Regions from separate parts of the Mus musculus genome. Here all the other regions are linked to region 4. Evidence: chromatin loops called from intact Hi-C (ENCODE). Cell type or tissue: heart. All regions are shown on one strand.

Region 1 (4,000 bases), 420 kb before region 4:
GAAACAACTGCCTTGTATTGATGTAATTAACAAGTAATACCATTGCCCAGTGCTGGTGGGCACTCTTAGTGGAGGTGCAGTCACAGTGGCCAGGCCAGACTGTATAACATTAACTTTCAAAATGTTCTGTAGAGTTGTATCAGGCAGGAACTGGACTTTAACAACAAGTCTTAAGCTAGAAAAAAAATTAATGGAAGAAACTGAAACTCGCAAAGGGACCAAACTCTGAATCAGATGTATAACTTTAATTTTTTCCAGAACCTGTTTTTTAACCATGGTTCTTAAATGCTTTAACCTCCCCTTTAGCCCACCACCCACCAGAAAGAATATGGAGGAAGTAGACCAGTAGAATGGTCCTTTGGAGCAACTCCCATCTGTATTGTTGGAAATCAACAGTTCCGTTCACAGGTTAGCAGCAGCAACAGCTCAATCCACTAGCAAGTACTTCATGGATACACCAGCAGTCCAGTTCAACAGAGTTGGGTTAGCAACAGCGGTGAGACTGCCTGCAGAGACAGCGAGAGACAAGTCAGCAGGAGGGACCAGAAGGAACACAGGAGTTCTTGGCTGTGCCTCTCTCAGGGAAGGGAAAATCAGCATAGACTCCAGGCTCAGAATTGTTGCACAGCTAGCTCTATAAGCAAGCCAAGCGCAGCCTCCATCACTGCCCATTAAGTCCTTTTATCTTCTCTCTGAACATCATGTGTCCTCCGTGAGCCTTGCCTCAGCACATGTCTTGTCTCAGCACAAGTGTCTATCTCAGCCCGAGTCTGCAGAGTCAGCAAGAAACTGCAGCACACCACCAGAAGTTTTTGGTGCATTTCTCTCTATGGAGTCCTGACAAATGCAGATCAACTATGTGATGTAAGGTAGCCCAATACATGCATGTCATTAGCAAAGAATTCTTCGTCATGTGTCCTTGCATATGCCTGCTTTAGCAGAACATCCTCTCTTCTGTGTCTGCTTCAGCCAAGCATTCCCTCATGAGCCTGCCTTAGTTTTTCACTCCTGTGTCCACTTTAATGGAAAGTTCCTTCACGAGCTTGCCCCAGCAAAACACCATTCGACACAACTGACTTTCCAGAGAACCCTTTAAGTTTCCACTTCAAAGATGATATCTTTATCTTGTTCTGTAAATGTGCCCTGTATTAATAATAACTGTAAATGCCAAATCATGGGGTGAGAATCCTCGATGAAAGGTGGCACCATCTGGATGTTTGTGCTTTCTTGGTTGATGGGAACTTTCGTGAATTCTAAAGACGACAATGGATCTTAATTAAGTGTTCAAATCCCCCCCTGTGTCACATGATTGTGGAAATCCTGAGTGTGCCTAGTTAATGTTGAAATCAATGGTAATCTGTAGGTGCTCCAATTGGTTGTTCAATATGCAGAGTAGTGGGCACTGTGAACATGCTTTAAACATGAAGCCCAAAACCCAAGGACAAGATGGTTTTGTGCAACTGCACTTCTTATGAATATGTTCCTGTTAAATATTTCAACCACTGAGAGCTATCTTGATATTATCTTAGAGTTCCAAAATCCCTTCCCACACACTGTAGTCAATACGCCATGCTTTAACGCACCATTTCAGAAGGCTATATAACACAATCAAACTGCTTATAAAGGCTTCCTCCTAGAACCAGCATGCATCGTAAGGGTGTGAATTCCAGCTTCTTGGTCCCAAGGAAAATGATGACGTCATCGAGCTGAAAGTACCTTTAGCTTCTCAGCTTGTACAAAAAGGAACTTCCAAAGCAAAACCCTGAGTCAAATCGATGTTTAAGGAATGTAGTTTTAGTCAAAGTGATGATGATGACAACAATGATGAAGATGAAGACAAAGATGATATATGGCTGATGGTTCTCAAAGCTTGCTTTTGTATTTTAAAACTTAGATTTATTTTTGTTTCCAGCAGGTGTCACTGTAGGCAAATAAAAAAAAATGACAGAGTTGCCACAGCTGTGTGATGGCTCCTCCAGCACAGAGCTGGCTTCTATGCAGACTGCTCAAGTCTCTTTTTATTCCTGTGGCTTGTGACATTGGTGTCTTTGCACCGTTTCTGTTTCTCTGGCCACATGCCCTGTCGGAAGATACCACTCAGCTAAATGGACAGAGACAGCAGAGGGACAGGCAGAGCTCAGTGTGGGGAGGGATGACTCTCATTCGGCAGCAGAGAGTCCTGAAATCTTGCAATGTCTAAATGAAGTCAGTACATGAGTTCGTTAGCTTTTGAAGAATTGCTTCCAAAGGTCTTAATCATGTCTGACTATTAGGGGTTCTGTACCAACTTTGTTACCAAAGAAAAGCTCTACCAGGAAGGACGGTCTTCAAAACCTCCCAGCAAGCACTTCCAGCAAGCGCTCAGCCGTAGCCAGGGACAGGGAAGGGAAAGCATGGCAGAAAGGACTAACTGATTGCTTCCATTGAGAGGAAGCTTCAGTGTTGGAGCTAGAATTGAGTTTGTGTTGTCTCACCAGACCCCAGCAAATCCATTTCCGAGCATGGCTTCACAAGGAAAGCCCGGAAACCATTCTGTCTCTCTGTTCCTTTCACTATGTACAGGAAAGCACAGGGAAGAGACAGAGCCAGGGGGACTTGGTCAGAAGCACTCCAGGACTTCAGGTTTCCTGGTAACTCTAGGAAACAAGGTAGGAGGGTTCCATAGCTGTGAATGGTTATTCACTAGGCAGAGCTGTTGGCAACTTGACAGGTGACAGAATTTAAGGAAAGTAGACAACAGAGAAAGTGGTTTGGACAATATTACTGAAAGTATTTTTTATGTGCTTTATTCTTACTTACAAAGGTTATATCCTGTATATGCATGCAGATAAACAGACAAGAACCCTCTTTTACAATCATGGCACAGAGTCTCAGGGAAATTGCTAGTTCCTGTGACTAAAGTTCTTGAGCCCAAAATAGAACCCCATCTCCTGACTCACTTCTGAGTTCTCATGCCCGAGAACATGTTGCCTAAAATAAGGTTGATTCTTGGCTTCTGGAAATATGGATTTTTATTTATTTTATTTTATTAGTAATGCTTCCAGAGTCTCCTAAGCCCTGACTCTATACCTGCACCATACCCAGGTCTTCACATTGCTCCTCTACCTATGAGGTGAAACAGTCTTTCATTATAAGAACACAGGCTCACATTCAGAGCTCTCTGCATGGGGTACTGAGGTACTGAGCCTGCATGGGGTACTGAGGTACTGAGCCTGCATGGGGTACTGAGGTACTGAGCCTGCATGAGGTACTGAGGTACTGAGCCTGCATGGGGTACTGAGGTACTGAGCCTGCATGGGGTACTGAGGTACTGAGCCTGCATGAGGTACTGAGGTACTGAGCCTGCATGGGGTACTGAGGTACTGAGCCTGCATGGGGTACTGAGGTACTAAGCCTGCTTGGGGTACTGAGGTACTGAGCCTGCATGGGGTACTGAAGTACTGAGCCTGCCTTAGGAGCTGAATGCTGAGCTTGACTCCTCCCAAGTCCAAAATCTTTCCTCACACCAGCAACAAAACATGGCCTTTAGTTAGTAGAATGGTAAGGGATAGGCAAGCTCAGTGGTTAGGAACACTTGTTGTCCTTCCAGAGAACCTGGAAGGTTCAGTTCCCAGCACTCATGTTGGATGGCTGACAGTTGCCTATAAGCCCAGCTCCAGGGCATCCCGTGCTCTCTCCTGACCTCCATAGCCAGACGCATACACGAGAGGCATACATTTATACATACACATATGTACACGTGCATGCACATGCATACACACACATTTGGACACACAAATAAAAATAATAATAAAATATTCTAAGAGAACAGTAGAACTGGCATTGGGAAATGACACCCTTTTCTTGTGTTTTGTGAGCTCTTATGTAGAACTAGCTTTACCCCGTTCATAGTGTCCCACTGCTGTCCTATAGAATGACTAGCTTTGTTTAGACTGGCACATGCCCGCGTCATAAACACTAATCAGAGCTGAGTACCCATCTATCGACACATCCAAGGCAA
Region 2 (4,000 bases), 830 kb after region 4:
GGGCCCAGGAAGTACAATGATCAGATGGACTCCAGGTCATGTGGCTTTGCCTCCACTGATTTCGGGCCTCTCTCCACAAAGACAACACAACAGAAATCTGAAAAGGAAGATGGCAATCCACATGGCACCCAAATGAAAAGCTTTCTCCAAATATCTCCAACGAGGTCACAAGACTCCAGGACTCTCAGATGCGGTGTGCTGCATGCATCTCAGCATAGAGAAGTACATGACTGCCTGGCTGAAGTTCCACTTCACTCCACCCAGATTTTGTGGAAGCAACACATCTATAAAGCACAACTGATTCCACCACCCACCCCCGAGAAAAATCCCTGCAAACTGTGTGTCCCCCAAAACGATTCCTTTATTCTCAATGTCTCCAAAACCCAGGTCTCAGAGCCAGCCCCGGTAACACATAAGCTGATGAAATAAAAGTGTTACATTCATGTGTTCCTTAGGTCAAGGTGGTAGTGAAAGCGCTGGCACGTGTCATGAGAGTTAATAGACCCGATTGCCTGTCCCTCTGAGAGGCCTGGCTTTAAATCCAGGTTACATCATGAGTTGGATTGGTGGCACTATCTGTCTCCTGGGAATACGTGTTTGGTTTGTGAAGACGACACATTCAGTATAATTAGTATTCACTGGTGTGGTCAAAGCCCCAGAGAGCTGGAATTCCTATGTACTATAGCCAACCTTCTCTCCTTTTCCCACCCCCCCTCTCTCTCTCTGCTTTTCTTTCTTTCTTGAGGACTGTGGGGGCTGGAGACCTGAGTGAATTTACTCCAGATATCATGAGTTCTCCACATAGAATCAGCTGAAGGCAATTTTCAGCCATTGCTGTTAGAGTATCTAGAGCAGCGGCGACTGTCATCTAGCCAGCACCCAGCCCCCGCACAGGACCACTGATTACACAGTGTGGGTTTCACATAAAGACTTTTCTGGATGAGGCCGGCGGCTGAAAGGGGTTCTGAGCATCTAACAGAGCATCTGCTAACAACCATTAAAGTCATTATTGTTCCTTAGATAAAGCAGGGCACGAACACACAAACAGAGGAGTACTTGCTCACGACATAGAAAGTGTCCTCTCTTCCCAAGCATAACAGAGCCTCTTGTGTATCTTAAACCTGTTTAATTCCCATTTTAGGGGGTCTGTGACAGGCGTCGAGAGGAAGCTGCCAAAGCCATCACTATATTTAGCTGTTTATCACACATCAGCTCAAGGTGGTGTGTGCTGGTAGACATGCCACAAAGCAGAGAAAATGGAAGCTCATGAGTGGGGGGTAGGGGTGGAGAGCGGGGGCGGGGCAGGCAGAAAGCTTTGGGAAGATTCGGAACAGGGAGAAAACTATGATTCTAGTTGTGTCATTTCTAAGTCAAAATAAATAAATGAATGAATGACTACCAAGCTTCTAGGCAGAGTCGTGCAAGGCGATTTTAAAGTTAAAACGGACAGTGAAGAGGTAACGGCAGATTCCGTGGCCCCGAAACAAAGTGGGGGCAACCATTGGTTTCTATGTCCTTGGGGCTGTTCAGTGTGTTTTCTGAGGGCTGTCATCTGGGGACGAGAGAGAGAGAGAGAGAGAGAGAGAGAGAGAGAGAGAGAGAGAGAGAGAGAGAGAGAGAGAGATCTTTAATTTCTCTCACCAAAAGTTGTATGTGCCAGTTTGAAATTCCTGTTTCATCTCTGTGGTCTCCAGATAAATAACAGTCCTCAGGGACTGTGTAGCACATGCCAAGGCGGAAAGGGAGCACCACCGGGCCTGGAGATCAGGGCGGCTTCCCCAGATGCCATCTCCAAAGGGACACCAGTGCTTGGCTTCCCCGATGGTGGCTGATTCAGCGGAGAGCTTCACGTAGAAGCGGCTTTAAGGTTCTCAGGGGTCCCCGACCTCATTAATGATTTTAGGAGAGAGAGGGACACAAGCATGCGAGGGTACCTCCTCAATCCCACGTCCCAAGCCCCGACATTTCATTTTATCTTGTCATTTGTTAAAGGTTTAAGAAAATGGAAACTAATTGCATGTTGCTCTTAAAAATCAGTTTTAAAAATAGTCGGACACAAGCCTGCCAAGTCTAGTGTAACCGTGGCTGAGAGCTGACCCCTAATCAGCCCTCCGGATTGATTCTGGAGGGTCATTTGTATTTTCCTTCCTAACACGCTTCTCTCTCACCATCACTCCCAACAAAACACACTAGTTTAGAATTAAGATCCTTGCTGAGGACCAGCAGAGAAACATAGATGGGTAAATAGTGCCACCTAGTGGCCTGTACGATGCTCAGAAAAAGGAACCTCACGCCCCATTGTGGTTTTGGGGACTGCAAGTCCCCATTCTCACCCTCTGTCATCAAGCATGGGAAACAAAATTTTTCCTCTAGGAGAGAGCAAAAACAAAACAAAACAAAACAAAACAAAGCAAAACAAAAAACCAAAAGCAAAGACCAAACTATACTGTTTCTCTTCACTTAGCCAGGCTTCCAGTCACCTAGTGGGGATACTTCCCAAATCAAAACGAAAACAACAGCTAGCATTTGCGGATGACCTGAGCCAATGTTGTAAAATGCTTTCTTTCTCCAGCTCCTGACAGCTAACCATCTACATGGTCTGATTGTTTTTCGACTGGGGTGACAGCACTTCAGTCTTGGATCACAGCCCTGGATTCTGACAGTGACGCAGTGAAGACATGATTCGCTTCTCCCAGCACACCGCGGCCCTGGGGGCTGGATATGTATAGCGCAGAATAATTAGATCCACATTAAGCATTTACTTAGGGATACAAAAAATGAACTGACAAGAATCCTATCCCCCAAGAATGTATCCTCTCCACGATAATTTAAATGTGTAGAGTACTTCAGAGCGATTACCATTTGAAAGTATCTCCACAGTTTGATAAGGTAATTACGGTACTGATTTTAGAAATGATGTTTTATGATTTGTCCAAGGTCATAAAGATAAGAAGAGGCAGCTGTCCAGATTAGAGCTCATCACTCCACCACAAGGTGCCTCCTTCCCGAGGCAATTGATAGAGATTCCTAGTTTTATAGTGGAGACTGGGAGTTGGGTACTGAAGTGGCAGAGAGCTGACTTGAAGATTGCTGCTGTCGGGCTGAAGAGTCAAATGCTCTTCTTTGCCTTCTCCACGTCCAGAGAAGAATGTTGCAAACCAAACATCTCAATAGAGCAGATTAAAAGAAATCAGTTACATTCTCTGAGTCTCAGAAAAGTAAAAAGTATAAAGAATTTTCCTCAGCCTAAAGAAGGTGGGCACACACACACACACACACACACACACACACACACACGCGTGCGCTCACACACTGAGACACACACATACGCACATGAATGCACATACTCTAGCACTATTACATATTAAAGTGAAAGTGGTAAAAGAGGACATCTTTCCCCTAGCCACCCTAACAGGACAAAGATAGCATTCATCTCTCTCTTACTTAAGGTCATAGCTAGTGCAATAAGACAAGAAAAGGAAATTAAGGGTACATGTGTACTAGAACAGGGAGAAGCAAACATCTATTTAGGTAGCATGATAGTAAAGTAGAAAACGCCACAGAAACTTAAACTCTAACAAATAAGCTTGATGAGGTGGCACAGTACAAGTCAGAGATGAAAGTGATTGCTTCCTTATCCACCAGCAATGAGAAGCCGGAATCTAAAATTAAGGAACAACACTATTTATAATTCTACCAAAACCAATAACGATAAAGACACAATCTAAAAAGAAAAAAAAATGCACATAAGTTCTCCATAGGAAAATTATCTTTAGTGTGGAAGAAGAAAACGCTTTCTAGTACATAAAAATAAGGCAAGAGAACCAAAGATAAAGTCTAATCTTTCTCCTTACAGAGACTGGGGTGGGGGTGGGGGGAGTTCTGTCAGAAGTCAAACCATTTCAAACACCAGGCTAGCAGCCTGTAAGGGGCTAGTTCTTCCTCTCTCCCTCCCTGTAGTCTGCTGAACAGAGGACCAGAGTGTGGAATACTCACTCAC
Region 3 (4,000 bases), 450 kb after region 4:
CAGGTGGAGTGTGTCCCCTACTTCTGTCTTTTGGGGACTCTTTCAAGGAGCTATGCAGTATTTCTAGAAACATAGAGACAATGTCTACAACACATGGTACATGAAGCGTGTCTCTCTTACCTAGGGCAGACAGAGCAAAGCCTTGTAGCAGTGCGGTCATCTCTCCTACTTAAGTAATGTCAGCCCTGATGCCAGGTCTAGCATCACTGGACAATAAAGGAGAAAAGAAATAGATGTCAAAGCTTTTCGTATGCCTTCTTTTCCTCACGTAGGGGCCCATTCCCTGGTGAGATAGTTAGCTGTGCTTCTTTCCAGAGAAAGTATTTCCTATCAAGAACCATCACTTAAGCTTTCAAACTAACAAGTCCCTTACATGGCATTTATCCCCTTATCCTTCACCTCGCAAATACGATGTGATGTGGCCTGTCCTGAAGTCCAGCCCGAGTTGAGATAACTATTGGCAGGAATAGAAACATGGGAGATTTGACAGGGACAGTGTGGGGTGAAGTCCTGGGACCTCACTGGCTGGAATGAAAATCGTGCACGTCAGGGACACGCCCTGCCCTGCCTTAAGGAGCAGCCTCCTCTGCTTGTGCAGAGTTAAATCCAACACATGGTTGAGAGCAAGCGGGACCTGTCCACTGCAGGGCAGCTTTGGCTACAGACCACACTCCCGAGGAAAACACTCTCACTTAGTTGTATGAAATGACAGAATTGATTAGAAATTTTTCTAAAGGGAACACTTCCTAAATTTGCCAGTTATACTGCAAATGATTGTTTAACACTTTTAAGAATTAAAAATTCCTACCTGCCTACCTAATACTCACACTGTTCCAAAAGTAGAGGTACTTCCTGCAAGGGTGGGGGGGGGTGGTGGTGGTGGTGGTGGTGGTGGTGGCTCATCTCATTTCATGCCTTGTGAGAGCCACTTTACATTCCAACTTTGGCCTTTTGTTTAGTTTGCTTGGTTTCTGAATCATTCCTTACATTAGGAAAAGGCACAGACAGCAGAGCTGCCTGGTCCAGTTGGTTTCTGTCACTGTCTGGACTCTCTCTGGTTGCTGGTTGGTCAGTCACCATCTGTTTAAGGCTCAGTTTAGTTTTTGGGTTTGGTGATTGGTAGGGAGGGTGCTTCGATAACTGCTGTAGTAGGAGGTGTTCCCTGCTTCCATGGCCACTCCAGGCTTGGTAACAGATATATTGTCCTTCTGGGGCCCTCAGAAAAGAATGAATAATTAGCTGTTGTCATGCGTTTTTGGAGAAGTTCTCAACTACTTGAGAGGCATTGCCTCTCGATCAGACAATACAAACTGCCAGGCCACACGAGTTGGTTTTTCACCCTTGCGGAAGAAACCTGAAGTTCTGCTCAGACTACCCACTGGTGTTTGCCAAGCCCAAGGCAGAGGGACGGATTCCACGTCCTCTATGGACCACAATGCCGGGGAGCCGTATCTGCCTGAGAAGCGCCCGAAACCACGGCTAAAGTGTCCAGAGCTCTGTAAGGCTGGGATGCCTTTTTACAGCCCCTTCTGCTCATGTGATGAACCAATGTAATTTTAAAGAAAAATTTAATCCATATGTTTTTCATTAATCTGTACTAAACTCATCAAAATGGTGTTTTGTAAGAGTGATTTGGTGCCCCAGAAGTCTTCTGAGGCTTCTGTAACAGGCCTTCATAATGCCGGTTCTCTTTGAAGCAGGAATTGTGTTTTGCCAACAGCAAAGAAATTCAAACCCCCAAAGGGTTTGGATCAGTTTGAAACTCCAGGCCAGAGGACTCTGTGGGGTTCTACACTTGGCAAACTGTGCTCTCTCCCTTCTGACTTTGAAATACCTTATTTCCTTCCCACAAGAAATGTTCTATTTATTGTTTGCCTAAATCGTGTGTTCAAAACGATCGTCAGGCTTCTTAATGTATGAAACTTATACACGAATTGAAAAGCAGGCTTCGGGACTAATTCCTTCTCAGGCTCTGTCATTGGGTTGTCCTTGGGGAATTTTCTTTAATTAGTCTGTTTCCTGACTCTGCATTTTCTTGCGACTTGGGCTGACCAAAAGATTTACCACAGAGGGTGAAGAAGCTGGTACCACCCAGAGACCAATGCAGAGCAACCACAGGTTTCGCCCCAGGGTGGCCCAGCAGAGACATATTTTTTGATATCCTATGTTAATGTACTCTTATACTGATGTTGACAACCAAAAATTCAATGCAGATTTCACATAACTCCGTGGCCTGTGCCAGGAGCAATGTAATTCACAATTGTCTGTGTTTGCTAATTTTGTGGTGGTGTTAGTTTGTGCTCCAGTGTTTAAGGGAGGCATGCGTAAGCTCACTGGGGCTTTTTTATACAATGTGTGTGAGAGAGAGAGAGAAGAAGAGAAAGAGTTGAAAATGCAAACAAGACAGTGTATGCCCGCAAGTTAAGCATGAGACAGTTGTGGTCCTTTGTCCTTCCTGCCTCTGGGCTGTGAAGTGGGAGCGCCCCCTGGTGAAACTTTAAAATCACTGAAGATTCAGGATGCGTGACATCCAGATTTCTTCCTAACGTCTATGGGTTTTTTGTTTGTTGCTTTTTTGTTGGTTTTTGTTGTTGTTGTTGTTGTTTTGTTTTATTTTGTGTGAAAAATTAACAATTTGATTAAGTTTAGAATGAAACGTTAAAAAAATTTAAAAATCATTAAGTAAAACGATCTCTTTAGGTAACAGAAATGAATATTTGTTGTCTATACCAAAGTGTGTCTGTTTGTTTGCCACTTTTCCACATCATCCACAGCTGCCATTTCCGGCTCCATCTCTGAGGTCACCCTAAGACTATGGTCGTATGAATGAAACCCATCTAAAAACGTGATTACCTCCCTCTCAACAACACAAACAGCAAAGAAATGTGAGGTAAAGCGACAGTAAGGGCAAAAGCAAGAACTGTCACAGAACAGTCCTCGTGACACCCCACGAACCTCTGCAGAGTGTCTGTGGTGTAAAATCTCACGCATGCTGCAGAAATTACATACTGGGCCCTCTGCAGCTCTCGGCCTGGTGTGAGCCAGGGCATGCCATGGCTTCAACCTCTCAGAGATAGGGGTTGTCATCTGAATCATGGGGTGGGGTGGGGTCAAGGGGCACCTGTTCCCCTTCACAGTTCCAGAGAAGCCTGGGAAAACCTCCTTAGGATGGCCTGTTGCATCTCTGCAACCTCTGTGAAGGGATTTTTCTAATTTCCTGTTTGTGGGGGCCCGGTGTGTGTGTGTGTGTGTGTGTGTGTGTGTGTGTGTAAAAGCAAGTGCTGTTTCAAGATGAAGAAGGAAAGGAGGCCCTTCTTCAGTGCTCGGGGTAAAGGAGTATTGACCAGTAGCAGCTTTTCTTTTCCCATTGCAAAGGGCCACAGTGGAACATGTAGCTCCTGGGATGGGTACATGAAGAGAGGAAGCAGCTCTCCTTGCACAAAGCTCCACACAGCTCAGCCCAGAACTAACCCTCAGGCTGTCCCCTTTGCAGATAGTGTGTCACCCACTTGAACTCCCCCTCAGGCTGTCCCCCCTTGCAGATAGTGTGTCGCCCATTTTTGGTACCAGTTACCCTAACCAGGCCCAAGCCTCTATTGTCCTTTTAATGTTGAAGAAATTATGTTCGTTTTTCCACCAGCGATAAACCCTTCATTTGGACAAATGATCTGGTCTTGTCTTTTAGTAGCGGATAATGTCATCTTAGATGCCTGCCGTTAAAATTCTTTCACTTTTTCTGCATAAAGCCGGCTTTTTGTAGGACATAGCTAAATATTAGTTATCCTCATTTTGAAGTGTACTTAACAAACTTATTCTAAAAATCAACTCATGTAGGTACTTTAAACGTAAGTATTTCAAATCTGGAGATTTTCACACTTTTATATTAAAACAAGAAAAATAAAACCCCCCAAACAAAACACCACAGGTACCTCCTGCATACTTGGTGCCTGCGTTTCCCCCATTCATCTTGTGAGTGTCCAACTTCTTTCTTTTGTTCAGA
Region 4 (4,000 bases):
AGTTGACATTTTTCAGAAAATTGAGTTATCAAGGCAGTAATTATTTCTCGGGGAGATAAAACTCTCATAGCCCTAACTGTCAAATAGGGCCCTTTTCAGATTTTAATTACAAAATAAAATTAGTCTGCTCTTCCTCGGAATGGTTGGCGAGTGGTTAAACAGAGCTTTCCCCCAATACTGGTGGTCGTCAAACTCTGCTAATTAGCAATGCTGAGAAATTCCAGTTAACAAGGGCATTCTCCGAGACTCTGCAGGTCCCCTGCCGTTCGCCTTCATTTCCATAAGGAGATTAGGAGAGGAGGGGAACCCACTCAAATGCAGATGCAGGAGCGAAGCGTTTTTAACAAGCATCATAATAGTAAGATGCTTGGCTAGTTCTCGCTAATTACTGCAACTTAAACCTCTATTTGCCACTAAGAAGAAAAAAATAAGTCTACAGTCCGCACCTCCACAACATTGTCAGTTGGCTTCAGATATAATACTCGTCGAGGAGAGAAAAATGTAAAAGATTTTTAAATAAAATTGGGTTATGCTTGGCAGTTAAGGCTTCTGGCTTGGGCCAATAGCAGAACAAAATAAAATCTGATTACTCCAGGCATATGCTAATCACTAATGCTGGTCTAAAAGTGTATAGCTTTTTGCTGCCCATGAAGGGAAGTATTACATTAGATGAAGCACTTCCAATTTTCATAAACTATGCCAGTAGCAACATTTTAAATTCTCAGAGGATGAAGCACCCTGTTCCAAGTCTCTTTCTGCTAGTCAATAGTGTATTGTTGCTGGTACTGTAGTCAGCTATTATAACCCCAAAAGAGGCTTGCCTCTGTCATGGGCTGGGGCTGTCATAGTTATTATTATACTTAGGGGACTATGATGGTGTTGGATTGAAATCGGTGGCCAGTGATCTAATTTTTTTCAATATGTTCTAAAAATATTCTAATGAGAAAATAGGTTTTGCTACCGCCATCTTCTTTAATCTTATTTTCGTCGCAAATTATTATGCATAAACACCAGCCACCATTAGTTTATTGCCTCTGATAAGTACAGTAGACTTAATTAAAATAAAGCTGCAAATAAATACCACAAATGATAACACGACTGTAATGCACTCCCATAGTTTATTCATATGATAAAGCAATTAACAAGAGACCTAGCCAGACCCCCTTACCCTCTTTAAGTAGATTATTACAGAGTTCAGGTGCAAACACACATTGGAGAGGTTCAGACTATCCCCATTGGGGGAAGGAAAAAAAATCTGCCTCCTACTAACCTTGAAAGAAAGATATCAAGATTTCAAGAGATGTTCTTTTATCGTCATCCATTATCAGTATTTATATTAATAAATATTCGCCACCGTTGTCCACATCAACTCGTTGGGGTTTTTTTTCTTCAAACTTAATGATCCATAAGCTTTTTCTAAGTTTTCAGAAAAAAGTGCTATTAAGCACCTACAGATACATACACAATCACAAAGTGAATGCTCGGCCTGCCCTTCGTGGCGCGCGGACAATCATAATTCATTCATACTTTGAATCTCATAATTTATACCTATTTTCCCCTCGCTTAACCTCCCACTTATCTGGCGGTTCTATGTACATTTCTAAGTTAAGCAAATTAAATTTGATTCTTATGATTTCGTCCCACGGCTTATATGATATGTTAACTTTTCTTTTGTTTAGATTATGTGTAATTAGTTTGATCTTCCATCCTCCTCGGTTTTTTTTTTTTTAACTTTATTTTTACACACCTTCTTTTAAAGGTAAAAGCACTCTAGTAAAAGCAAGTCCACCAGCAGGGGGCGCAGCAGCCACATCTCAGAAACTAGGCGCGCTGAAAAGTCGGTGGCCGCCTTCCCTGGCTCAACCTTTGCTCTGGTCTCCAGAGATTCGTGTTGAGCGTAATAGTACACCCCGATTAAGGAGAAAACAATGCTTTAATTTGAAGAGTCCCAAATATTTACGCGTTTCTATAAGTCCTTTCCGGGTTCCCAAGAACTAAAGCAACCAAAACTTAAGGAGAACCTGGGGCAGTGAGAGGGGTGGACTAGAGAAGAAATTATTTATTTCAAGTTTACAGAATTTCTTTACCACAATTTTTCTGGGTCTAAAGTGGGCATAGTTAGCTGAGTGTGACAATAACAGCCAAGCCTGGGAGAATGGGGATTGGAGATGTGGGGGTGGGGAAGAGGCGTTGGTGGGCAGAGAGGGAAGGATAAACAGGGCAGTTTGTAAGGACAATGAGCGGAGCGTGGCCGGCAGATACCCTTGTGAACGTTTTCTTTAGGCAGAGTTGGGGTAGATGAGGGGAGGAGGGGCCGCGAGAGTATTGCAGGGAAAAAAAAGAAAGAAAGAAAGAAAATAAGTAACCCTGATGGTTTAAGCTCTTTATTTAAAAAAAAAAAAAAAATGGCATCAGGACTTTCTTCCTTCTCTCCCCTCTTTTGTACCCAAGTGCATTTTAGCCACAAAGGTTCCAACAAGAGAGTGGAAGGAAACTTAGACGGGGCTTTGTTTGACTCCGTGTAGCGACAACAAGAGAAACAAAACTACCTATTTGTAACGGACGTGGGGCTGTGGCTCTGGGCTTTTTGAGCGCCTGCCGATTGAAATCTTTACGTCTGGACAATGGGAGATCGGCTAAAATTACCCTCTCGGGTCCTGGGCAGGCAAGATTCTTGAACCCCTACCCCCGCCCCCAGCCCATTCTCCCACAGCCTGGGCTTGCTTGGTGCCGGCTCCTCGGGTTCGGCGGGCCTTCTCTCCGCCTGCACCTGCACCTCTGGACCCCGCGCGCTTCCCAGGCCCCGGCGCCTCTCGGCCGGGCCTTCGTGACTACCACCGTGCCTGTCAGCAGGGGCAATGCCGGCTGCGCTGCCCCATCCTGAGAACGCTGCGTGGGAGGGAGTTTGTGAGCGCAGCCCAAATGCCACCTCCGCGCCTCGCGGTGGGATGCCAGGAAGTTGCGTGACCCTCCCCCCATCCCCTGCACTCGGGAGCTTCTTTCCGTTGATGCTTTCGTCCCCAAGGTTTCCTCTGAAACTGCCACCACTAAAAATCCTCTTGTGTCAGGGTTGGGAGTTAGAAAGAGCGGGAGCAGAGTTCCAGCTTTGCCTTTGCACCCTTTGGATGGGGCAGGTTGGTGGAGTAGGGAATTAGGGGTTGAGGACACGTGCTGCGGTTCCTTGAGCCACACCTGAGTCGGCCTAGGAAAAGGCTGGGAACAAGGCCTGGTCCTAGCTCTGCTCTACAGTCAGCTACATGGGCAGAGGACTCGTGTTTGGGAACCGAGCCGATGACACGGAAGCCAGGAGGGCGCTGAGGCCCGAGGCTTGGGTCTAACTTCTCGTCTGTACGGTGAGAAGAGGGGGTGAGTGGGTGCTGGCGACAAGGTTGGAAGAGGGGCTGCGACAGAGCGCAGTGCCGCGGATGAGCGCAGAAACAATGGCACACCACCTCCGGCTCTGCCAGCTTCCTGAAATACTAGTTGGACAGTCGCCCTGAACCACCCATGGGCCTTGCCCCACCCTGGCCCCAGCTTCCCGCGCCCCATCCACCCTTATGTATCCAAGAGAGAGCCAATATTCCGTAGCATGGGGGAAAGGAGCTGTCGTCTTGGTGCTGTTTACCCACTTCCTTCGAACAGGCGTGCGCCGTGACCTGTTGCTGAAAACGGGGGGCGGGGGGGGGGGATACAAAGGTTCCCCAGCGGCCGGCTGCGGGCCCGCCTCCCCCGCGCGGTTCGGGGCACAGCGCTCTGCTGGGCTCGGCTCGGCGGCGCGGCAGGCCCCGCCCCCTTTCATGCAAAACCCTCTGGCGAGGCTGGGCTCGGGCGCAGGAGCCGGCGCTCGCTGATTGGCCGCCGGAAACCCATTTATTCCCTGACAGCCCCCATCACATGGATGGTTGTCTATTAACTTGTTCAAAAAAGTATCAGGAGTTGTCAAGGCAGAGAAGAGAGTGTTTGCAAAAAGGGAAAAGTACTTTGCTGCCTCTTTAAGACT
Region 5 (4,000 bases), 680 kb after region 4:
TATAGAAGAGAGGCATCCTGAGGAGTTGCTTTTGGAAGCCCTGCTTACAGGTTTAAGTAGACAGGGTCTCCACTCTGCCTATCCATGGTTGCTCATTATTCCTCAGCCTGATATCACAAAGAAACCATGTGAAAAGGAGCCTGGCAGGGTGGATTGTGTTCTTTCTATCCTGTCTTGCCAGCTGCCACGTTTCTGAACTGCCAGGATTCTCAGTCTCAGCCGTGTATCTCTCTCTCTCTCTCTCTCTCTCTCTCTCTCTCTCTCTCTCTCTCTCTCTCTCTGTGTGTGTGGGGGGGGTGTAATTGTAATGGGATTCTAATATTTACCCAAAGATTAATAATTAGTGAAACAAATTTCAGTTTCTTCCATTTGTATCCTGAAACTGGTAACAAGTGGAGACAACTCCTGACTTGGATTAATTAGACATGAGGATGTCAAGAGCTACTCAGAAGATCTCAGGGCTTCTCCAGCCACCCTGCCCAAAAGGTCATAATGCTATGCCACCCATGATCCCCAAGGCTGACGAGAAGAGCTGTGTTCAAGAAGAGGAACACGTGGAGCACCATGACTGACGAAGGAGACACAGATGTAAAAATGGCAGCAGGGTAGAAAGCAAAGGTGGAAACGCTACATTGTGGACTTCTGAGTGAGTATTTGTGACTTGGGATTTTGGAGGTTTTCACTCATCGCAGAACTGGGCTGTTGATGGAAGTCTGTGACTGTGAAGTTGACCCTAAAATAAAACTATTTGAACATATAACGTCTATTTAAAAAAAAAAAACTTCATGATAAACATCTCCTATATTTACTGATATTCCCAAAAGGTAACAGAGCACCAAGTACCGTGTGCACTTTGGGTGTCACCTTCCCCTGTGTTCTGAGGCCAATTAAGTCCCCCAGTTGACACTTACCAAGTGTCTGATCACCAACATGTGCAGCCTTCAGTCTGCCTGAGACATCATCTGTCCCTCACCCTTTCCAAGCATGCACTTAAGTTCCAAAGCAAACACTTTCTTCAATGTCAGTGCCCATGAGATTTTACTTGTGATTCTGTGCTGTGAGTGGTTGCTAAGAGATGGGAGGAGAGTCACAAACAAAATAGGAGTGCATAAGCCTCCAGTGAACACTAAAAGTAGGCTGTCAACAAGACTGTACTTTCCCAAGGATGATCGCTGTGTACTGCAATATAAATGCCACTCTACCGCACAGCAACTGCCCACGGTCCCCCACCGCCCCAAACTGTGGCCCTCTGTCCACAGTCCCTTCCATCACTCTCTTAAAAACAAAGCCCAGGTATGCAATTCTCTCTGCAACCTTCCATACTTCCATTAAGCTGGCTGACTTTAAAGTCGCTGTGCATATTGGAAACTGTTTCCTGCTAAGGGAGCGGAAGTGGCCATCACACCTTTAATTGGACGGCCATTTGAGGATGAAGACTAGGTCAGAATCAGGTGCAGGGCATCTATTTGGGACAGCTCCAAGCTCCGCAGTCTTGCGCACCTTGGTACCCACATACCCCAAACGGGGCAAGAACAAGAAGATGAAAGCTGTGCACCCCCAACCCCAACCCCCACCCCCAGGGCAAGGACTGTAGCCTGCAGGAGGACAGAATTTGTGACCTGTTTTCAAACAAGCCAGCAGAAGCAAGAATACAGTCATTCCGCAGGCAGAAACTGTAGGCTACTTTTCGCCCACCTTCAACACCGTAAACTAGGATTTCAAACCCTTCAGAGCTCTCCTGTTTCCTTCCTCTTGCCTGTTCTGTTTCTTGCTTCTTCACAAGTGTCCACAAAAAACAGCTCCGTAGCTGGATCCTAGAGAGGCTGGACTCTGCCAAGGTTTGCTAGTCTCCCCGACTCCCCCTGCTGGTGGGTTTAACTACAACCCAAACTCAAAAAAGCAGCTGTCCAAAATATTTTTCAAGTCAACTCCCATGATAATAGAGTAAATCAGAAAGGGAAGAGAAAAGAGAACACCGAAGGAGTTCAACTCATGCTCTAGGCTGCCTTGCATGGTGATTGATGTGAGCCGGTCATGCACTGTGACAGACGGGAGCTGGAGGCTTAATATCCTTTCGGAAACTAGCCTTGGGATCAGGTTTGTAAAATATAAAATAGATAAGTTGCTTTTAAAAGTTCCCTCTATCCTTTTTGTTCCCACACTCTTCTTCATGTTTGTGGCTTGCAATATTTCCCTCGGTCTCTAGACATCTACTTAATAAGTACCAATAAAGACCGCGTGTTAGCCTCAAACAGTGGTAGCGGTTCCCGCCTGCTAATTACTTCTTTTGCACTGACTGTTTCCGCCCTCTCATCAACAGGAGCTTTGGTATAAAGGGCGATGAAGGAGAACTCGCCGAGGCCAGCCGAAGCCAGCCTGCTGAATGCTGCTGTAATTACACAGTAGCCTGGAGTAGCTCTTCTCAAATCAAATTATGAGCCTGGATTACCTAAAACTCTCAGGGCACCGTCCAGGTTTTCATTTGTCTGGAGGTTGCTGTCAGCAAGCAGGTTTTTTTTTTTTCCTTCTCATTATTCTTTGCAAGGATTATCAAGGCCCCACTTCCGAGGCAGTATCCCAGAGCTAGGAGACTCTGGGAAGAGGGCCGTTTTCTCACAAGGCTTGTCTCCCTGTGCACTTATCGCTTACTTTTCAAAAGTATAAAAGGAACAAAATGAAAAGAAACTCTTTTTTTCCGTGTTTCATACTTTTCTATCATTTGCATATCAAAGTTTATGTCCAGCTGAGTTTACTCATGATTCTTTGGCAAATATTTATGCTTTGTTAATGTCTCAACCACCTATACAGCAATTAGAACAAGAGTCAACAGGCTCAACCATATTTGGATCATTGTTTGAACACCTGACTGTCCCCTGGGAAGTGTGCACTGCACTAGAAATAAGAGGAATATGAAGATCATCTAGAGGTCACGGCTCCTGGAGTAGAGGCTCCCTACAGTGTGTGGCCCTGTGACACTCCTTTAAGCTCTCATTTTCTCCATGGACAGCCAAAGATACGGAACTTCATCATTCTAAAGGCTTCCGTTCTTCTAGTCTCACCTGTGAACACAGCACCTATGTATTGTTTAAGCAATTCTTGTGCCTTATCGGAAAAAGTAGGATTTTAACTTCCACAGCCAACAGGTATGCAAAGGGAGATAGCCATCCATTTCTTAAGTGGTTTAAATTTTTATTAAACCAAGACTTGGTGTTCTTGAGATGCAACTGAGAGATAAATCAACAGCTTAGACCATTGCTAACTTTTAAAGAGTGTCCTCACTCGGGAGGCAGAGGCAGGTGGATTTCTGAGTTTGAGGCCAGCCTGGTCTACAGAGTGAGTTCCAGGACAGCCAGGGATACACAGAGAAACCCTGTCTCAATAAATAAATAAATAAATAAATAAATAAATAAAAAAGAGAGTCCTGGGGTACAAATCCCAACTCTGACAGGATCTGTGAGCTGTAGAGGTATAATTTGGAGTGTCTGAGATTTCTAAAGTTGCTTCCAACATAGAAATGACAACTCAAGAAGGGGGTTGTGGGGATACAAGCAGTTTGCTGGGCATTGTCGACCAAGCAGATCTCTGTGAGTTCGAGGCCAGCCTGGTCTACAGAGTGAGTTCCAGGGCAGCCAGGGCTACACAGAGAAACTCTGTCTCAAAAAGTATACCTATATCTATGTCTACATCTACATCTATATGAATATCACACACAACCAAGTAGTCACACTCCAAATATAGCAGTCCCTCAAGGCAAATGAATATTGGTCTAAATACTGAAAAATTCTCTCTGGTCTGGGTCAGCCTGTGTTCAGAAACTTTCCATTATGGTACAGAGGTTTAAGGTGGGCACAGGGTTAGGAAATGCAAGAGCATAGCTATTGGGGATCAAAGGGGAAATTTTCAGACATGATCATTACAGTAATACACTATATAGAACAAGACAATTTAGTAAGTTAGTGCTCCAACAGATCCAAAGATAATAATAACATGTTTTTAATGT
Region 6 (4,000 bases), 930 kb after region 4:
TTAATGCATTTATAGTACTGGTCCTAATTAGTTAGTGGGGTAAAGATTATCATAAAAATACAGCCTTAGTCATATATTTGTATTTTGGAGAGGAGATGGTTTGCCATATGTACCAAGCAGAAGATTAAGTACTTACAAAAAACAAATTACAAACCCATACGAGACAACTGTCACAATGATACTGAACAGATAACATGAAGAGGCAATTCACAAAACAGAAAGTGGAAATGCCTTCCTGTCACTTTTGTTGAATTAATTCAATCACTATTGCATGAGCTCCTGGTGAGTGCTCAGAGACATGCTCCATGATACAACACCAAACTAGCAAGCCTAAGCTACAGAGACCTCAAGATGTACATGGTGGAAGAGATGCCTCAGACACAGGCAGGCAGATGCCCACACAAGCAAGTCCATATGCTATTACTATGGAAATCAGAAGCCACCCTCCTGTTCCACAGTTGGCCACATGTTAAATAAATTGAGGCAGACACTGAATTTTTTTTCTAGAACTGTTCAAAGTCATTAAACAATTCTCACAGCAAAGTCTTGGTGGAGAAAATACAATGTAAACATGGCGGCAGCAATACTATGACACTGTTGTGTGGGTGGGTGTGAGTTCTAAACTTTCTAGAGTAAAAGCAGTTGTCTTGTAGCTTAACTGCCAAATAACCCATTCACATATGCACCTTTCTTTTGGTTTGGATTTGTTTTTAAAATTGCAAATCACCTTTTAAATATTAATTTATTAAATTATTTTATAACATTGCAAAAGGTGCCCCCTTTCCTGGTCCCTCCTCCTGAGTTCTTAACCCTACGCCACCCTGCCTCTGAGAGGGTACTCTCCCACCCACCCACCCACCTACCCACCCCTGCCTCACTCCCGCCAGCATCCCTCTTCCCTGGGGCATCAAGTTTGCACGGGATTAAGCGCATCCATTGAGGCCATACAGGACAGTCCTCTGTGACACATGTGCCCGGGCCACAAACCAGCCCATGAACACTCCTTGGCTTTGATTTTTGAGATAGGGTCTCACTATTTGCTCCAGTTATCCTGAACTCAGTATGCAGATAAGGCTGGCAAGAACTTCTCCTGCCTCTGCCTCTGGAATGCTGGGATAAAGGTGTGGAACACCATGCCCTGCTTAACTATTCTCCCTCTCTCTCTCTCTCTCCTCTCTCCTCCCTCTCTCTCTCTCTCCTCTCTCCTCTCTCTCTCTCTCTCTCTCTCTCTCTCTCTCTCTGTGTGTGTTTGTGTGTGTGTGTGTGTTTGTGTGTGTGTGTGTCTTCCCCTCTTTGTGTGTGTGTGTGTGTGTGTGTCTCAGGTTGGCAAAATGATATAATATTCTACATTAATGAAATGGTACAGCTATGCCCTTTTGACCCAGAATGGCCATACATGCCCTGTGATCTCAGCAGCAGAGAGGCTGAGACTGGTGGGCTACAGTTGAGGCCTGCCTGGACAATTAGCCCTTCCCTTGTGGGAGCACTCCACTCTGTGGGCTCCTTGCCCCTATTAGGTTCTGTCCTCTCTGCCCTCCAGTCTATTGGCCAAGTTGTGCATTTGAGTCTTCCAAGACCTTCTGTCCTGAACTAGAGATCGAGGTTAGAGGCCACTGACATATTTGAACCCATCACACCTGACACAGACTCCCAGCTTACTCGGCCGCTGACTTGGGCCATGCAAACTGTGTGTGTGTGTGTTGTGAGATTTCCATCCTAAAACATGGATGACGATTCTGAAACATGCTGAGACATATTACCTACAACACTGTTTGCACAAGATGTAATTTCAATTCTATACTACCCACTCAGGTGAGGATGCGAAATTTTAAGGTGTGCTGACTATAATCTTCCGATAAAGCATATTGTAACTTTAAAGGAAAATTATTGTCTCCAAAACGAATCTGTCTTTTGTATAGAGGAGACACAAACATTGTAGGTGAAACTTGTTTTCAAATGTAACACGGTTTCTATTACACTTGTAAACGTGCAGTAATTGAGAAGAGGCTGCTAGCACCGTAGGCACTGATACTAAAATGGTTTTGCCTGGTTCGCACAGTGCCCTGCTAATGTGCTTTTAATTGCTCTTCAAAATCCCTGCTAGGAGTAGAGAAACATAACTCTCCCCAGAGTAAGCAGCCGCTGAAGCAGCAGCGTGGGATTTTCGGTGATGGGCTTGGAGCGCCTCCCTGTGGAACGACTGGAGTACTGCAGTCCCAGACTGCCTTGGCTGGTCTTAGGAACCTTCTAGCTCCTTTTGCAGCCTTACAGTCAATTACCTGTTATGCTTCTTTTTCACATGTGCGTTTAATCTCCTTTGTATCAGAGACATTTTTTCAATTTTTTATTAGATATTTTCTTCATTTACATTTCAAATGCTATCCCAAAAATCCCCTATATCCTCCCCCTGCCCTGCTCCCCTACCCACCCACTCCCACTTCTTGGCCCTGGCATTCCCCTGTACTGGGGCATATAAAGTTTGCAAGACCAAGGGGCCTCTCCTCCCAATGATGGCCAACTTGGCCATCTTCTGCTACATATGCAGCTAGAGACACAAGCTCTGGGGGTACTGCTTAGTTCATATTGTTGTTCCACCTATAGGGCTGCAGACCTCTTCAACTCCTTGGGTACTTTCTCTAGCTCCTCCATTGGGGGCCCTGTGATCCATCCTCTAGATGACTGTGAGCATCCACTTCTGTATTTGCCAGGCACTGGCATAGCCTCACAAGAGACAGCTATTTCAGGGTCCTTTCAACGTATCCGAGACATTTTAAGCATTTGTTGAAAACAACAAATTATATATTTTGCAGTTCTGTCTTCCCCCAAACTTCCCAAGTTGTGCTAAAATACAATGTTTTTCAGCCAGCTGCATTGGTGTGCACCTTTAATCCCAGTTCTGTGCTCAGAAGGCAGAGGCAGGAGGATCACTGTCAGTTCAGGGTCAGCCTGGTCTACATAGCAAGGTCCAGGACAGTCAGACTTACAGAGATCCTGTCTTGAAAACAACAAACAACAAGTATTTCCTTGCAAAAACCTCTGAGTTTCTCTACTGTGACAGTTGGGAGCACAATATGGAAAGGAGTGGGGAGCACCACAGCTGTTTGTGCCTTAACTGTTGCCTTCTGAAGCACCTCCCTGCAGCTGGCAGGTACTGCTGCCATGGATACTGAGACCTTTGGCTCTGAAGAATTGAAGGTACAATACAGAAAGCAGAGGGGCTGGAGAGGGGGGGGGGCTCAGTGCCCGAGAACACTGGTTGCTCTTGCAGAGAAATGTGTCCTGTCCTAAGCACTGACATCCAGTGAATCACAACCTCCCTAACTCCAGTTCCAGAAGAATGAGACACCCTCATGTGGCCACTGCAGGTACCTGTATGCCACGTGGGGACTGCAAGCACACACACACACACACACACACACACACACACACACACACACACTCAATCAATCAATGTTTAGATTAAGATAAAGAAGAAAATGAAGTGCAGAGGTAAACTACTGTCCCTCTGGAGATGGACCTATATTATCAACCTATTGGGGATTGGTTTTCTCTGACTTTAACTTACTCTAGTTGTGATGGCTAATCTTGGGTGTCAACTAGACACACCTTGTTGGGGGCGGGGGGACTTCTCAGCTACAGAATTGTCTTCATCAGATGAGCCTGTGGGCCTGTCTATAGGGAAATTTCTTGATTGCTGACTAGCATAGGAGGACCAAGCCCATGATGAGTGATGTCATCCCTCAGCAGGTGTCCCTGAGCTGTATAGGAAAAGTAGCTGAATGTAACTCTTAGAGCAAGCCAAAAAGGCAACTTTCTTTCCTGTGTTGGTTCTTGTTTCCAGCTACTGTCTTGAGTTCCTGCCTTGACTTCCCTCCATGTTGGACTATAAACTTAGTTAAAGCCCTTTCTCCTCAAGTTGTCTTCAGTCACAGTATTTATCACAGCTTATCACAGAATACCAGTTTTTGTCTGAATCTCAGAATATGGGCTGGCTTGGATG
Region 7 (4,000 bases), 760 kb after region 4:
TTTTTTTTAAGATTTACTTATTTTCTATATAAGTACACTGTAGCTGACTTCAGATGTACCAGAAGAGGGCGTCAGATCCCTTTAAGGGTGGTTGTGAGCCACCATGTGGTTGCTGGGATTTGAACACAGGACCTTCGGAAGAGCAGTCGGTGCTCTTACCCACTGAGCCACCTCACCAGCCCCCACATATGGCTATTTACCACAGAAACAAAGAAGAAGTCAGATGCATTTTGATCTGATCTTCCATTTTCCAGTGCACAGTACAGCAAAAAGAATTTCATTGACGGTTCTTATCTGCCTCGAAGGCAAAAGACCCTAACACGGACTTGCAGAAGGCCATTATAACTAAGTCCAGAGTGGCTTCTTTTCTTCATGGTGACAGGCATTGTGCCTGACTGCTAAGAGAGGAGGCCAGAGGAGGGCCAGACAAAGCAGGCTTGCTCTTTCTGAAGGAAATTTTTATAGATATTATTTGGGGGGGGGGGGGGGAGTAATCTTCAAATTCTCAAGTTATTTCTCAACAGGTGTAGGGTTTTTTTTGTTTTGTTTTGTTTTGATTTTTTGTTTTGTTGTTTTGTTTTGTTTTGTTTTGGTCCAAAGATCCAGAAGGTCCAGACTGTTTTATGTAATGTAGATAGACAAAGTACAGGGGTATCTCTCTGAGACTGCTTTATGTAAAGCCACCACTTTAAAAGTTCAGTTTAAATACTTCCAATGAGAACCAGCCCCATCCTCAAATTCTGTGGACCCTTCTGAGCTCCCGCTCACAATGGGCCATATAGTTTGTTCCTTAACATACATTAATTTGGCTGTAGCAAGATCGACCCTGTGTATCTCAGCCCTCTACTTGAACAAAGAAGAAAGCATTCAATTCTCTTCCGTGGCAAATTTAGCCTTGCACTAGTCTGTCCTGCCACTCATGCAGGGCCCTGCCGGAGAAACTGCTTTGCAAATGTTTTGCTGGGTTTTGTTGCTAGGTGATGAGTTAGGAAACTTTGCAACTCCCGCTGAGAGGTTTTTTTTTTTTTGTTTTTCTGTTTTTTTTTTTTTTTTTTTTTTTTTTTTTTGGTTTTTTTTAAGTGCCTGTAACCACTTTCATATTAAAAAGGAGAGAAAGATAGGGCAGCCTGGCGTTGATTCCTCAAGATTTACTCTTTGCTCTCTATTTGGCTTAGTTGTCACAGAAAAAAACTGGCCTCTTAAGAAAGCAAACTCAGAGAAACAGGGAGCTAGGGAGCAGGCAAGTAGAGGAGGCTGCACACAGGAGCAAACACCCTTTGCGGGAGAGATGGGCTTGAAGCTGCAGTCAGCTTCAGAAACCCTTTGCCTCAACCAACTTCCAGCCAAACAGCAGGGGTTCCTGGGAAAGCCCCAGGGCCTGTCTGAGGCCCATCCCGTGTCAATGATTGATGAGGACCAGTGTGAGAGGTGACACACTGTGAAATCAGACTGAGTCACAAAGAGTTAATCCTTGGGCTTCTTCCAGACCACTCTTTTGAGGGGAAAAAATAATATTTATCCCTTCTTTTGTTAATTTTGTATCGCCGAAAAGTAATCTTGATATTTTACTAACCAGGCAAGACGCCTTCAGGAAACAAACACACACTCCCGTTATGGTTCCCAACTTATTTGGAATCGCTTGCTGATTTAGTAAGTATTGCGTTGCAGGCAGTAGAGAGGTGAGAAGGGTTGTTTCTGAGTATAAATTCCTTTTCACACAATTTAAAACTTACCTGTCAATTACAAAGGAAGGAGCAGCCCTGGACAAAAGAGCAGCAACTTACCACATTTGGGTTTTCTTCTCCCAAACTTGGAAACAGCTTGGGAGTCTCTGTCCTTTTGTGTCCTTTACTAACTACTTCACTGGTGCTGGTCCCCTGCGGGGCCCTCTCCTGGCAGGACACGGAAGGGCAGATGTGTGCTGGACTTGGCTCCACGGCAGAGTTTCTCGTGCTTTCTCATCCTCCACAGCAGATGCCCAAACTTTAGCAGAGTCTCTTTAACACTTCATTAATTATTGAGCAGTGCCAAAAGTAATTATTGGGCTATGCCTGGAGTCCTTTTCTCCCACATCAGTAAACAGTAATTTAGAGAAGGGGGGTTATAACCGTAGGGCGAGAACCGTTTCCCCCCACAGCTGTGTGGCGAGGGCAACAATGATGCGTATGTTTCAACAAATGAGAACCCTCAGCCCAGCTCTCGGGCTCAGCCGGCTCTCCCGCTCAGCCCGCTCTCGGGCATACATGTAGGGAAGTTACAGGCAGTCATACAGTCCACCATGCTCATCGTAGCAGGCAACTTCAAATAGTTCACTTGCCAACAAATCTGTTCTGACTTCGTGCTTTTGCCCTAACTTAATAATAACAAAATAATACCTAAAGCCATCAGGAAATAAGCTCCCTGATACGTTGCAGTAGAAGCCGGGTAACTTTCAAATAGCACTTTCCCTTAATTAGTAAAGAGGGTCCCCCCCCCCTTTTGTTATTACCCCATGAAACATCAATTCTCACCCTGTCTTCAATTCATGGACATTTTTTTTCATAGCCACTTGAGACCCTAAGTGACTCCGGGACTTGGCAAACCAGAAGCTGTTTCCATGTATTTTCAAAGCCAAACAAAGAGAAAAGTCTTGCTGGAGCGGGGTTCATCTAAAGCCTTGCTACTTGCTCCTCTCGATGATGAGGTTAGAAGATTATATATACAGTGCAGTGCTTTTCCTAGATCACAGGAGGCTTGAATTCTCTCCAAGAGGTTCCCCTAAAGTGAGTTATTCCGGAACTTTTTCCATGGAAGGCAGCACATCTCCTTTAAAAACCACTCCCTGTTACAATGTGGCCAGTGCTTAGTTGTTTAACCTAATATCATGAAAATTTGTAGCCCCCAGCTTCTACTCACTGGCCTCCCCAAGGAGCCTCAAAGCTGCTTGATAAACAGTTCCTGGAAACTAGCAAGCCCTAACTGAGAGATCTTAAACTTACCCCTACTGGTAAGAACATAGATTCTAGAACAGCAGGTCTACAAAGAGTTGATGTTAGGGTGTCTTGAAGAGGAACCAGGTATCACCTTGAGAACCAGAGCTCTGAGACCCCCTTTCCAGACCCAGATGTCTTCGGGCTTTTATGTTTGTTTCTTTGTTTGTTTGTTTGTTTGTTTCAGTTCTGATAATGAAGGAAAGATTGCTGGTAAGTACTACAGTTCAGAGTCAGTTACTCACTAGGTCTGTCCTCATGACAGACTTTATAATCCATGTATATTTTTTGTAAATGTGTTTTCGTCTTCCCTAATAAGACAGTGTTACCAACCATCTTCTCAGAGCTTAGTGATAGACATTCAAATGAACCTGTGTAAAGAGCAGCAGGGTTGAGCATACTCCTGTGGCCCACAAAGCCTGCATCTGCCCAATCCCCTTGCAGATTTGAGGTGCACTCAGTCAGAACAGAGCATCCCCTTCTCTGAAGACTGTATAAATAAGACATCGTTTCCCTCCTGTTGCAGCCCATGTGTCTTGCTGCTGGACTGAGTCATATGCTGCCCTCAGAGCTGCTGGGCCAGCATCTGCTCCAGGCTAGCAAGATCATTCTGGATACTTGTTCTGTCATTATGCACACTGCCATTTCAATGGCTCTTCTGCGCTCATTGTCTTCTCCCGTCGACCCATTTCCTTGTTCTAATCATGAATGAAATACATAGGCTATGAAAGGCACTGAAATAATGTCACTGTATTAACTGTGTGACCAACCTGTCAAACAATTATATTCTTCTACTTCGTCTTCCTCTATGTAAAATGAGAATTAAATGAGATTATACAGTATCTAGAGCAGCATCTTCATGTCCAAGCCAGAGTTATTCTAACACTAGGCACAGAACAGACACTCAGTAAACTGGTGTTGGGTTTTAACTAGGTTGCAACCTTCCAAATGCTGTGACCCCCTTAATATAGCTCCTCGTGTGGCAACGACCCCAAAAAAATCATCTTTCTGGCTACTTCATAATTGCAATT

The links. Peaks named below come from ENCODE experiments on the same cell type or tissue, not always from the same donor. Only the 100,000 strongest peaks of a DNase experiment are listed, where the experiment ranks them.
Region 1: it touches region 4 in a loop (4-fold over the local background); 18 of 42 quality-filtered maps call a loop at or near these places.
Region 2: a loop joins it to region 4, with 8 times the contacts of the local background. A loop is called at or near these places in 28 of 42 quality-filtered maps.
Region 3: it touches region 4 in a loop (16-fold over the local background); 29 of 42 quality-filtered maps call a loop at or near these places.
Region 5: a loop joins it to region 4, with 12 times the contacts of the local background. A loop is called at or near these places in 10 of 42 quality-filtered maps.
Region 6: it touches region 4 in a loop (5-fold over the local background); 7 of 42 quality-filtered maps call a loop at or near these places.
Region 7: a loop joins it to region 4, with 3.0 times the contacts of the local background. A loop is called at or near these places in 4 of 42 quality-filtered maps.

The regions. Positions count from the first base shown.
Region 1 is chr3:34,230,150-34,234,149 of GRCm38, forward strand. No RefSeq gene overlaps it. Among named protein-coding and RNA genes, the nearest start is that of Gm52623, 35 kb to the right of the region's middle. In heart, a CTCF peak has its summit at 1,923 (motif pointing right); no DNase peak of the experiment used is centred here; H3K27me3 peaks cover 308 bases.
Region 2 is chr3:35,480,269-35,484,268 of GRCm38, forward strand. No RefSeq gene overlaps it. Among named protein-coding and RNA genes, the nearest start is that of Gm38512, 76 kb to the left of the region's middle. In heart, a CTCF peak has its summit at 2,268 (motif pointing left); no DNase peak of the experiment used is centred here; H3K4me3 peaks cover 940 bases.
Region 3 is chr3:35,100,951-35,104,950 of GRCm38, forward strand. No RefSeq gene overlaps it. Among named protein-coding and RNA genes, the nearest start is that of Gm35255, 150 kb to the left of the region's middle. In heart, a CTCF peak has its summit at 2,494 (motif pointing left); no DNase peak of the experiment used is centred here; H3K27me3 peaks cover 608 bases.
Region 4 is chr3:34,646,099-34,650,098 of GRCm38, forward strand. It overlaps Sox2 (SRY (sex determining region Y)-box 2), which reads left to right and starts at 3,897. Exons shown (of 1, transcript NM_011443.4): 1 at 3,897-4,000. All of the region lies in intron 3 of Sox2ot (SOX2 overlapping transcript (non-protein coding)), which reads left to right. RefSeq lists enhancers at 1-1,413, 1-437, 79-470, 185-295, 258-330 and a promoter at 3,384-4,000. In heart, a CTCF peak has its summit at 1,794 (motif pointing right); no DNase peak of the experiment used is centred here; H3K4me3 peaks cover 1,887 bases; H3K27ac peaks cover 326 bases; H3K27me3 peaks cover 3,366 bases.
Region 5 is chr3:35,322,043-35,326,042 of GRCm38, forward strand. It overlaps Gm35425 (a long non-coding RNA gene), which reads left to right. Exons shown (of 5, transcript XR_880765.2): 2 at 360-646; 3 at 2,321-3,143. Among named protein-coding and RNA genes, the nearest start is that of Gm35425, 5.6 kb to the left of the region's middle. In heart, a CTCF peak has its summit at 1,870 (motif pointing left); no DNase peak of the experiment used is centred here.
Region 6 is chr3:35,572,467-35,576,466 of GRCm38, forward strand. No RefSeq gene overlaps it. Among named protein-coding and RNA genes, the nearest start is that of Gm6639, 92 kb to the right of the region's middle. In heart, a CTCF peak has its summit at 2,196; no DNase peak of the experiment used is centred here.
Region 7 is chr3:35,403,817-35,407,816 of GRCm38, forward strand. Gm38512 (a long non-coding RNA gene) reads right to left here and starts at 2,134. Exons shown (of 3, transcript XR_389676.2): 1 at 1,785-2,134. RefSeq lists an enhancer at 1-2,894. In heart, a CTCF peak has its summit at 1,900 (motif pointing left); no DNase peak of the experiment used is centred here; H3K4me3 peaks cover 713 bases; H3K27ac peaks cover 538 bases.